2 separate regions of the Homo sapiens genome follow, and region 1 is linked to region 2. Evidence: chromatin contacts called from ENCODE Hi-C or POLR2A ChIA-PET data. All regions are on one chromosome and are shown on one strand. The core of a region is the stretch at or near the end of the contact, and the rest is flanking DNA. Distances in the headings are between cores, read along the strand shown.

Region 1 (5,782 bases), core at 455-2,954, 110 kb after region 2:
GAGAGGAAGAGGAAATGGCTGGCTGGGGGATATATTAATCTAATATTTTCTTCAGTGCTGGGTGTTAGGGACTTGTCAAATCTGGATTTCTCGGGTAGGAAGTAGACAGTATGTGAGCTCAGGAACTTGGGTGGAAAGGTGACTCCCAGCAAGCAAAGGGAAAAAGAAGAGGTGGTGGGTGAAGCATGGAGAGAGAGTTTCCAGTCCTGAAGTCTTAGTACCATGAGGGAACAATTCCATGAACCTCTTTGAGCCTCAGTTTCTTCACCTTCAAATGCCAATTCAGCTTCATGAATAGTGGCAGGACACTTGAATTGCTATTTCATCTATTTTATTTATTTATTGAGACAGAGTCTCACTCAGTTGCCCAGGCTGGAGTGCAGTGGCGCTATCTCAGCTCACTGCAACCTCCGCCACCCAGGTTCAAGTGATTCTAGTGCTTCCCCCTCCCAAGTAGCTGGGATTACAGGCAGACGCTACCAGGCCCAGTTAATTTTTGTATTTTTAGTAGAAACGGGGTTTTGCCATGTTGGCCGGGCTGGCCTCAAATTCCTGGCCTCAGGTGGTCCACTGGCCTCGGCCTCCCAAAGTGCTGGGATTACAGGTGTGAGCCACTGTGCCTGGCAAAGTGTTTGTATTTTACAAATGAAATTGAGGTTAAGTCCTGACCTGGTTCCAGCATATAGCGCGCGTGTGTGTGTGTGTGTGTGTGTGTGTGTGTGTGTGTAAGAGATAAATGATCCTTTAAATTACACAAAATTTGGGACTCCTGTGTTTGAATTGGCAAGAGACCAAGCCCACTGCCTCTGCTTTCTCTGCTGCCCAAGTAATTAGAAAACCTGGCCACTTGACTGAACTGGCCATCCAGAAAAAGGGAGGCAAAGGAGAATAAACACAAATTAGTATTTCCGTAAATTAGCCTGACATACTAAAATTTATTGAGTGCTCATTATCTGCCAGGTACTCTGCTAAGCACTTTGCATGTAATAGCTTTAGTAGGGTCTAAATTACACGTTGGAGGGTAGCCTAGGGCTTAACAGTACAAACTTGGAGTCCCAGGCTGCTTAGGAGGGTGGGAGTCCCGCCTCCCCCAGTAGCTTGCTGCACATTCGTGGTTATTGCCGAAGTCCCTCCACCTCTCCAAGCCCCAATTTCCACTCTCTGCCTCTTGGGTCGTTGTAATGAAACAGTAAGCTACAGTATGTTAAGTGGCAAAGAGGTAAACAACAACAATATAAATAACGGCAAATGTTTATTGAGCTGATATGGATGGCAGGGGCATCCCGATCCTGAAACACTATCCTCTCCCCTCCACCACGGCAGCCGGACCCTGAGTTGAGTCCAGGCGGAGCCGCTGCGCCCCAGCCCCGCACCGGCGCGGGCGGAACTGCGTGGGGGAAGCTGTGGGCGGCGTGCGGCGGAGGCGCGCCGCCTAATGCAGTTGTCAGTTAATTAGGGGAGAAGGTTATGTCATTAACGGCAGGATCGATGCAAAGGGAATTAAGAGGCTCGGGCAGCGCCTCCGCGCGCACTCTGCGCGGGCCGAACTCCACAAAAATTCGATACGCATTAGCCGACTATCAGCGGCCGCCCGGGGCACGGGGCTGGCCGAGCGCCGGAGCTGGGCCCAGGGCGGGAGTCCGGTGCCGGACGGGCGCCCCTGCCTGGGCAGCCCTGGAGTCCTTGCTGGGCGAGGTCCCGGCTTGACTGCGGGAGGCCCTCGGAGGCGCGAGCATCGCGGCCTGGCTTAGGGTAGGCCAGGGGCGCGATGCCGACGGCTGGGTTAACGTTTAAACATTCCAAAGAGTCCCTGGTGCTGTTCCCAGCGCTCTCGGCCCAGGCTGTACAACACGCTCAGCCAGCTCATGCTGCAGGTCCAGCCGAAGTCACAGGGAAGCCGCCCTGACCTCCCTAGACCAGGCCAGACCACCGTGTCACCCACCCTCACAGCACTTCATGGCATTTATCACAGTGACACTATAAAGTGATCTATAGAAGGTTCTCTACAGTATCTTTATCCCGTCCAGACTGTAAACCCCAGAAGAGCGGGACTTAGTGGATCTGCCTTGTGTACCTGCACCCAAAGTGCCTGGAAGATGCAAGTGCTCAGTACATATCTGCCCAAGGAATGAATCCCCTTAGCAGCCCAGGGAGTTGGTAGGGTGGGGAAACTGAGACTCAGAGAAATGACTTGCCCAAGATCACACTGATCTCCCAGCTTCCCATGCTTTTTCCTTGCACAGATTAATGTGTCTGAACCTTGGTTTTCCCATCTAGGGGAAAGTTAGTTGTAGCTGCCTCCATACTAGGTGCCAGGAACTGTGCTAACATTTTACTTACATTTACTCATTTAATTCTCACAACAACCCTGTGAGATAGAAATCGTGTTATAAAGGAGGAACTTGAAACTAGCAAGAGCTGGGCTCATCATTTGTCTGTTTGCCTTCAGATCCATTGCTCTCCTTCTAATACTCTGTGTCACATGTGGGCTACCCCTACACTCCATCCCCATCCCATCCCCAGGCAGGCTGCATTTCCCAGGCTCCCTTGTCAGCTGGCTTTTGGCTGGGTTTGGACAACGGGAGCCACAGGCACAGACTGAGGGTGGGAGGACAGGAGAAGCTAGGAGACCCACAGCCTTGGCAGCTTCTGGCTCCATCTCCTTCATCTGGCCCCACACTAGGGATGGTAGTGGTTTCCTGTTCTTGCTAATCTCTGGGTTGCCCCCGTTTCCCCTGTTTGGCTTCTCAGTTCTTCCATCACTTACATAGCCACAGTATTAAATTCTCACTGTTTGAAATAGTTAGTGAGTTCATTTTCCTGATTACCCAAAGAGTCATGATTTGTATCCAGATCTGTCTGACCACAAAATCTACATGCTTAAAGTTTCTCATGCTTAAAGTTTATCTCAGAGGACAGTAGGACAAAGCAGTAAAAAAAATGATAACCACGAACCACGCTGCCCAGAAAACTCTTCCTAGGTAGCTTCTGTAGGAGAAATTCATTTTAAATATAATGGCTCACCCATAAAGCCTATTTATAATTTATTATGTTTTTAAAGTTCTACTTTCCATAGCTAAAATATTGTTTACACCTGTAAATGAAGGTAATCATAGCATCTACCTGGTAGAGATGCTATGAAGACAAAATCAGCTAATCTATGCCAAACACCTGCATGAGGTAGCTGTTCACTGACAATTCCTTCCCTGATTCCTTTAAAACCTGGGGAAATTTTATTGCCTTCAGTCTTCTCAGCTCGAGAATCCTGGAGCGTGGAGGATGGCAGCTCTGCCTTTCATTTCTTTTTTTTTTTTTTTTTTAGATGGACTTTTGCTCTTGTTGCCCAGGCTGGAGTGCAATGGCGCGATCTCGGCTCACCGCAACCTCCGCCTCCCAGGTTCAAGCGATTCTCCTGCCTCAGCCTCCCGAGTAGCTGGGATTACAGGCATGCACCACCATGCCTGGCTAATTTTTTTTTTATTTTATTTTTAGTAGAGACCGGGTTTCTCCATGTTGGTCAGGCTGGTCTCGAACTCCTGACCTCAGGTGATCCACCCACCTGGGCCTCCCAAAGTTCTGGGATTACAGGCATGAGCCACCGCACCCAGCCTCTGCCTTTCATTTCTAAGTGTTCTCCTTATTGCATTGTAGATTCACCTTGCTCATTGGACCCATGAATGGGAAGTAGTAATCAGATGGCCAGCCTGACAGCTGCAATACACAGAAGATGTGTGCAATGAATGTTAGATCTGACTGAATGCTCCCAAATCAACTGGACTGCCCCCAGAGACTTGGCTGGCAATGAATGAGAGTGTGAGGTGCTTTTGACACATGCATTCAAGGCCTGATTTGAGCAAAGATGTCTGCTTGACAGTCCCGAGGGCAATTTTCTCCTGATTGATTTGCAACTTTCCATCTTAATGGAAAATAAGCCAAGCGTAAAGGAGGTAGTTTTCTCCCTGAACCAGAAATCCTTGCTTTGCTTTCCTTTCTGAACTTGGGGGTTACCATTTCTTATTACCTGAAAAGGGGTTACAGAGACCAAAGTTTGCTGGGAGAAGGTGCAAAGGTGGAGGAGTTACGGATAGGAGCTCAACTCACACAATCCCCAATGACTTGGGAGAACCTGAAGACTAGAGAATCTGTGGAGGTCAAGAAACTGTCCTTGATGAATGAACAACTGCAGATAACAGATTAGGTCTTTAGCTATCACAGCCTAGAGTCTGGGGCTGGGAGTCCCACCTGTGCCCTGGGACAAGGTTTTTCATTTGAGCCTACCCTGCTGCAGGTTGCTGTGGGCTCATATGAGTCACTGATGTCAATGCAATTTAAAGAAGTTTGTAGACCACACAAATATATTTGACATTATGGTTTTAAACTAGTTTGGCAGCTCTTTACCACAATAGTATAAGCCTCCTACCCCTAGAGCTTAATAGCACAGGGTTTGGAGCAAACAGACCCAGGTTCCAATCTCAGCTCACTGCTGACTACTTCTTACTTAACCTTTCTGAACCTGAGGTTCATCAGCGGCCGCCCGGGGCCGCTGATGTAAGTCGTCTGTAAGGCAGGAATAATAGTACCTACTTGGAAGAGTTGTTGTGAAGATTAAATTAGACACTAGAGTAGGAGTTTAAGAAATAGCAATCATTATTGAAATTGTTGGCCAGGCGCAGTAGCTCACACCTGTAATCCCAGCACTTTGGGAGGCTGAGGTGGGCAGATCACCTGAGGTCAGGAGTTCGAGACCAGCCTGGCCAACATGGCGAAACCCCGTCTCTACCAAAAATACAAAAATTAGCCAAGCATGGTGGTGGGTGCCTGTAAACCCAGCTACTCTGGAGGCTGAGGCAGGACAATCGCTTGAATCAGGGAAGCAGAGGTTGTGGTGAGCCAAGACTGCACCACCGCACTCCAGCCTGGGCGACAGAGCAAGACTCTGTCTCAAAAAAAAAAAAAAAAATTAACCAGGTGTGGTGGCACATGCCTGTAATCCCAGCTACTTGGGAGGCTGAGGCAGGAGAATCACTTGAACCTGGGAGGCGGAGGTTGCAGTGAGCTGAGATTGTGTCACTGACTCCAGCCTGGGTTGCAGAGTGAGACTCTGTCTCAAAAAAACAATAATAATAATAAAATAGTTCACAAATTTATCTGCCAACTAATATTTTGGAACAAAATAGGCAATCTAGTCAACTAGGTCATTATATTCTCAGAAACCTCTGGTATAATGCTTTGGTTTGTCACCCAGGGTCCACTTCTCCAGGAACCGTTCTCATTTGTTGTCCCTGCCAAAAAGTTAGACCTGGGGAGCCATGTTTGTAATATATGACCCTGACTTCTTGGCCACTATTGATTGGACCAAGGGTGAATACTTAACCTAAGCTGGACAAACAATATTCCTCTCCTGGGAGCTGAACCAGTCAACTGTGGTGAGTCACATAGACTCCAGAACTAATACTGCCATTTTGGTGCACACAGTTGATGGACAAGGTGAGGAAACTGATATGGAAAGGTGCAGAGAGAAATGCAAGTGAGAGACCATCTAGCTTTGACCTCTCTGAAGATACAGAAATGGTCCTGTTCCTGATTATTTTTCAGTTCTAAGAGGCCTAACTATGCTAATTTCCTGTCCTTGGAGTCTATGTAGTCTGCATCCAGCCACTAGTGTCCACCTTTTCCTGTGCTAGCATGAGTGCCTTTGCAAGCAAAAGAGACAAGACTAGAATAGGGGCAGTGGTTTGACCCTTTATGTGGTTAAAAAAAAATGCTGCTGCTTCTTCTTCTT
Region 2 (6,140 bases), core at 4-2,503:
ATCTCACCAGAGAAGCTAGGGCCCCTATCAAAATGAGGAAATAAAGTGGCTTGCCAAAACTCAAACACTATATTTTACCGCCACATTAACGAGAATAACACATCATGATCCCGAATGCTAGTTAAGTTGTATGACTGAACAACTTTAATCACAAAACACACCAAGGCATTCAAAAAGGGCCAAGCCCAAACACAAAGTTTCAAAACAAAACCTCTCCCAAGGTTGGGGGAGTAGCTGAGCTGGGAGCAAAAAGCACTACCCAGCAGCCCCGTTCGGCCACTAAGAAAGATCTCAAACTTAACAAAAACAGCCACAACTGCAGCTCCTGTCACCCAGAAGCGTTAAGGAAAGGAGAGGAGAGCTCGAGACAGTGCCGAGAGCTGGCCTTTCTGGAGACCGCCAGGCCGAGCCCAGCTCAGATGAGGAAGTAACTGCCAGATAAAAAAGCCCCGACCAGCTCCAACTGCAGCCTCCGTGCCTCCCATAACTGCCCACATTCCCGCCCCACTTGGGGCTCTGGGAGAAAAGGAACAGGGCGCAGGTCTCCTGGGAGAGGCTGGGGACCACAGGTCCGCGTCTTCGAGAGGGCAGCGGCAACACTGGCCGAACTCTGAGGCTCCCGGGAGCTCAAGATTCGAGAGCCTGCTCCGAAGGCGTGTTGGGGGGAACGCCGAGAAAAGGGTCGCCCAGGAGGCGGGGCCTGCTGGCTGCAAGCAGCAGCTCCGGACGCCCTGGCCGCCCCCCGGGGGAAACCGGGGCGCACACCCCGACGCGGAAGCCATGCCGGCAAGCGCTCGGGGTGCGGAGGTGCCGGCGGGGGGCGCTAAGGAGACCCGGGGGCACGGAAATGGGTCACCCCCATCCCACCGCCCCCTCACAAAGGCCCCCGGGGAGGCCGCCCGCAGGCCCCGCAGCCCCGGCCTCGAGTGCCCGACTCGGCCGCCACTCACCGCTAGGTCCTGGGGCACCGCCCCGCTCATGGCCCGCACCGTGCCGGCCCGCCAGGCTCGAGTGCGCAGCGCAGGCCCCGGATCTCCGCTCGCCGCTGCCGCCGCGGGAGCCGAGGCCGAGGCTGAGGCCGCAGTGTCCGCGAACAGCAGCAGCAGCCGCTTGCCCACCGGGGAGGCCGCCGCGTCCGCCATCGCCGGGGCCGGCCTGACCCGCGCTCCCGCCCGCCGCCTCCCACCACCTCCGCCGCCAAGCGCCCGATCCGCCCGCAAGGCCTCCCTCCGCACCACCCGCGGCCGCCGTTCCCCCCCACCCCCCCCAACAGCCACCACCAACCACCGGCGCAGCGCAGCGCCCCCCGTGGCCGGGAGCGGAGCCGCAGCCTGGGCCCCGCACAGCGCCCCCCGCGCTCTGGAGCGGGGCGACAGCTCCTGGCCCCTCGCAGCGCTCCGCCCCAATCTCCCCGGGGCCTGCAGTGCCCCCTGCGGTCTGGAGGGGAATTGCAGGTCCGGCCGGGGTAGGGAAGTGGGCGGGTCCTTCAGCTTCCCCATGGCATCATCCCTGGTCTCAATCTTCCTTCAGGGAGTCGTATATATGAGAGGGCTTTAGCTTGCTCTCCTCGGATACCAAAGACATTTACGGGGTAAGGGGGTGAGGGGCAAGGTACCTAGAGAGTGGATGTTTTGAGCTATTTAGTGTCTCCAATACCCCCATTGATTTCCTATCCTGAAAATATGAGCTCCTACCTGCTGTCTTGTAGGAAATGTTCTCCCCATTGGTCCATGAGACACAATGTCTTCCTTCTCAATGGCCCATAACAGCACCATCCCATTCTATACTGCCAGCACTTCTTAGGTTCCTTTCCAATTGGCCAATGTATTACTTCCATTGGATGTATAATGCCACTCTTTCCACTGACTGAAGGCCAACGTGCCCCCCAACATCTTGGTGTTTTTCCTAAAACCGACCTAACTTCTTCCCCTTCCTAGTCTGCCAATGTTATTAAGTCTACGTGTTTCTCCATTCAACTCTTAGGGGAACTGGAAATAGACCAACAGTAAAGGGGTTCTCTTAGTAGCACTCCATCTTACCATGGAATTAGTGGGGCTGGGGGCAAAGAAAATTCTGTAACTCTTATCTGAATGCATTTAATACAGGTGTGGGAGACTGATAGCTCCTGATTAGAAAAGGAGCCTGCAGAGAAAGTGAGATGCTGAGATTTTTGGCTAGATTGTTACCCACAATAAGCAACAGGAAATTGCCTCAATCATTTAAAGCTGGCAATATCAGGGACTAGCACATTCCATGGTCTCATGGATGCAGAGACTGAGTATACACAAAATGGATACAAAAGATAAAGGGTATAGTAATAACCCATGACTGTTGTTCTAAAAGTGACTTTTTGATTTTCCCTACAGACAGGAAATAGTGGTAGCTGGTTCTTTCTCCAAGGCTTCTGTGCCTACCCCAGCTATCTCCTGTCCATAACCTTGTCTACACCCTTGACCTACTTTTCTTGTAACAAAGGCTTGGGGAGAGGGGTAACCAACTATTGACTTTATACTTTTACTAAAGTATAAAACATATAGGAAAATCATTCTAGAACCAACCCTGTGGAGCACCAAGGAAACATTCCTCCCTCCACTTCTTTTTAACTTCCATCTCCCACAGCCAACCTGAGGCCTGACTCAGAATGTTTTTCTGGGCTGAGAGCCACCTCTTAAAGCACATGGCCCATAAGCTGTAGTTGGTAGGAGGGGAACAAGGGTGAATCCATACAAGATCTATCTGCCTTGCAATTTTTCTATCAAAATTATCTGCTGGGATTTTCTCCCATACAGAGATTTAACTACTGCCCCAATGTCCAAGGCTAGTTTCTCACAGCAGAGAGACAGAAATGTACCTAAGTTCACGGATGGGAAAGGCAAAAGGGAAATGCATTCAACAAATGTGACCAGCACTTTTCATGTGCCAGGAACTTCCCAAAGTGTTGGGGACACAATATTGAATAAAACAAAACTCTTGCCCTCATGGAGTTTACGTTCTTTCCTATATTAACAAGACTTCAGGAATGAAAAATAAAATCACACTTGGCCTCACAGAAAATAGCAGAAAAATCCAACAAAAATAAACTCAAAAGAAAAAAAGGGGGAAACAAAGTCATTTTAGATGTTCAAACTTTACCCCTGCTCAAGCAGTAGGTGAAATGAAACATCAGTTTTAAAGAAAAAAAACCCTGTAATTCTAAGCTTCTTTAACCACATGCCACTGCCCACCACTTCCCCAAAGCCCTTCCTTTGTTTCCAGGGCAGGTGACAACCCTCACTTTTTCTAGGGTGTATGTGCACCCCTGCAAAGATTCCTGCTCCAGGTAGTCAAGTCAGTCCTGTCCTGCACACACTTCATTGGTATTCAATGATGAGTGCCACCAATTTGAAGCAGGAAACCAGGACATAAGCTAAGCAACTTGACTCTTCTTGCTGCCTGGCAAATTAGCACCACAACTGGTAAAGAAAGGCTAAGCCTTAGAGACAGAGGCTCCTGCCTGGATCTCTAAGCAACTACACTTCACCCACACACATTGGAAGAATGTCAACATAGAGAGAAGAAAGGGTGGAACAGAAAGGTCTAAAGAGTGAGCCACATAGCTTCTTTTGGCAAACCAACACTCCCAAAGGAAACATTAGGGAAAATACTGTCTTCTACAACAAAAGAGAAGCTTTGCAGCTAGGATTATTTTCCAAAAGCAGTATTTTTAGGATGGAAAAATTGCCTAGGTCTATGGAATCTGAATTCTGATGACTAAACCTCTATCTCTCCAGGATGTAACATGTGAAAACTTAAGAAAGATCCCTGGCTGTCTCCCACCCTGCCTTCTCCCTACTTCCCAAAGCCTACAAACCAATCTAGACAAGTTCCTGACTGTACCATAAACCATTTCTCAGGGAGCTGGAATGCATTCATACTTGACTTCAACTTGCTGGAAGTGAGAGTGACAGCAGGCAGGAGGAGACAAGTATAACTGCCAGGGAAAGAGAGACCAAACCAGACTGCCAAAAATAACCAAGGCCTTAGCAGAAGCCTGGGCCACAGTATAACATCCTGCCATGGCCGGCAAAGGGCCTAGGGTCCAAATACTGCCCCTTTTTGAAAGGTTGACCCACATCTTAGATGAAGGGGCTGGAACAGTTAGGTGGCCTTCTACCCTGCTTCTTCCTTGTCTTTGTGGGGAAGGGAAGAAGACACTGTAGTACACAAGGTTGCTTGGGAAAATGGATTATTCTAATAAAACTTTATTTTTTCAAACACAGCCACAGAGGCAGAACCTCATGTTTAACACACACAGACTTATGGATTTTTCTTTTAATATAAAACAAAGTTTACGAAAATTTTTTTCCACTTTTTGTATTTGTAATCCCATTAGCACAGGGACTTTGGCAGCAGGTGGGAGTGAAGGGCAGCTGAGCTGCCACTGGGCAGTCACTGGGCACAGGAGGAGAGCACCAGCCTGGGGAGTGGCTTCACTCACACACACAGGGATACTCACCTACTGGCCAACCACACTACACACACAGCACAGATGCAGACATTGACCCAGTGTCAGCCACATGCCCTGGAGGTGTGCTCCACTCTGGGTAAGCCCAATATGTGAAAATTCAAATAGTCAAAACAGCTAAAGTGGAGGGAGGTTGCTTGCTTTACAAAAAGAAGCAATCATAGGCTGCTTTTAAATGGTCAGCAGTCCAAATGCATTGAAAAATAGCATTTGGTTTACACAGAACTGTTGGAACAGATCTACTGTGTAAAGCAAAATGAACCAATTCTTGAAAAGTGTTCCAGGGCCACAGGTTCTTAGATTGGGAAGCAAGATGACAGTTCTGACTAGCTTAGTTTTCCAGACTGAAAGTAATGGAATTAAAATAATGATAACTGTAGACCTTCTCCCCTAAGGATGGTGCCCTGGGGCTTTGGGGAAACCAGGATGGAGGCAGAATCACTGCCTCACTTCTTCAGCTTAGGGCCTACAGAAACTCACTGGCATTGCCAGTAACCTGTTGGAAGCTGGCACAGCCAATCTACAGCAGAGAGCCCTGGGATGAGGATGCCCCAGGAGGAAAAGAAATTGGCACCAGGGAAATTATGGCCTGAAGAGGGAGAAGAGCCAGGGGAGGAATGAAACCATAGATGGGCAACTCCTGGGCTCACAGTTTCCCTGGATTCTCTAGAGGGCCTCTCTCAGGCCCCTAGAGACCTGGTAGCCTAGTGGTAACTAGCCAGGAGATAGGGAGGAGCCTCTGAGGGCCAGAGGCTTAAGAAGACATAGCCACCTCCTCTCTGGAGTGGAGACGAGGAGGCTGAAGCCTCACTGATGCTCCTGACATGCAGGAGATCCAGAAAATGTCAGGTTCAATTCCATGAGGAAGAAAACACAAAGACCTTGGTCTTCCTCCCTTACATGAGGAACTGGGTCCTAGGAAACCCTGGAAATTGAAGAGAAAAATGCCCTTCTTGCCATAAACAAGGGCAGGTCAAATTTGGTCATGCAGGGTCTAACCACAGCTGGATAAAACCTCACAAGCTATTGTGGTGGCAGCTTCAGTATGTGTTTCCACTGGTGCCAGCCCTACCAAGGTACTTAAACCCATCACTGTGGCCACTTGGACCAGCTGTCCTGGCTCAAGTTGCGGGTGAGAAACAAAAAAGTAAATTCAATCCAATGACAACCAAACTCCCAACTGCTTCTCACAGCCTTTGCTTTATACATCCTCAGCCAATCCCTCAGTGAGCCCCAACCTCCCTATGGTCTCTCAGGCCCAATTAGAGGCAAATAAACACTTCCTGGCAGGAGTGGAAGACAAGCAAACTATTAAATGCTAAACACCCCTTCTTCCCTCTCAAGCAGGTCAAAAAGGCTGGGCCTGGATCTTGTAAGAATTGGTTTCCTGCAGTCACCTTCCCAACAGCAGTGCTGGGGTGAGCTCACCCATGTCTGCTGGGGACTGAATGCCACTTCTGTTGCAGGTCTGCCTCAGTAGATGCTGGGGACCAATATAGGGCCTTCCTACCTAGTCTATGACTTAGAAGGGCAGAGGGTGAGGGGAAAAGGGTCCCATCAGCAGAGGAGAGAGAGAGAGAGCCCCTCAACCCTGCTTCAGTTGCCCATGTGCTGTGTGCAACTCTACTCAAGAGGG

The links. Hi-C counts contacts between places; a loop is a spot of excess contacts on that map. ChIA-PET counts read pairs that join two places held with the same protein, here RNA polymerase II (POLR2A). Pooled maps may share reads with other maps.
Region 1: a pooled map shows a loop between it and region 2 (2.1-fold over the local background). The contact joins the enhancer-like site here to the promoter of KDM3B in region 2. A Hi-C loop is called at or near these places in 3 of 50 pooled maps. POLR2A ChIA-PET finds 5 or more read pairs at or near these places in 7 of 52 experiments (GM10248, GM12878, K562 and 4 more).

The regions. Positions count from the first base shown.
Region 1 is chr5:138,237,818-138,243,599 of GRCh38, reverse strand. No RefSeq gene overlaps it. Among named protein-coding and RNA genes, the nearest start is that of CDC23, 27 kb to the right of the region's middle. Within about 2 kb of position 1,704, at least 5 of the 41 ENCODE cell types and tissues checked have a DNase peak (open chromatin) inside an H3K27ac peak, as active enhancers do.
Region 2 is chr5:138,347,798-138,353,937 of GRCh38, reverse strand. KDM3B (lysine demethylase 3B) reads right to left here and starts at 1,253. Exons shown (of 24, transcript NM_016604.4): 1 at 951-1,253. The coding sequence starts at 1,142. FAM53C (family with sequence similarity 53 member C) reads right to left here. Exons shown (of 5, transcript NM_016605.3): 5 at 4,209-6,140. RefSeq lists an enhancer at 314-413 and silencers at 664-1,133, 1,214-1,453, 1,474-1,553.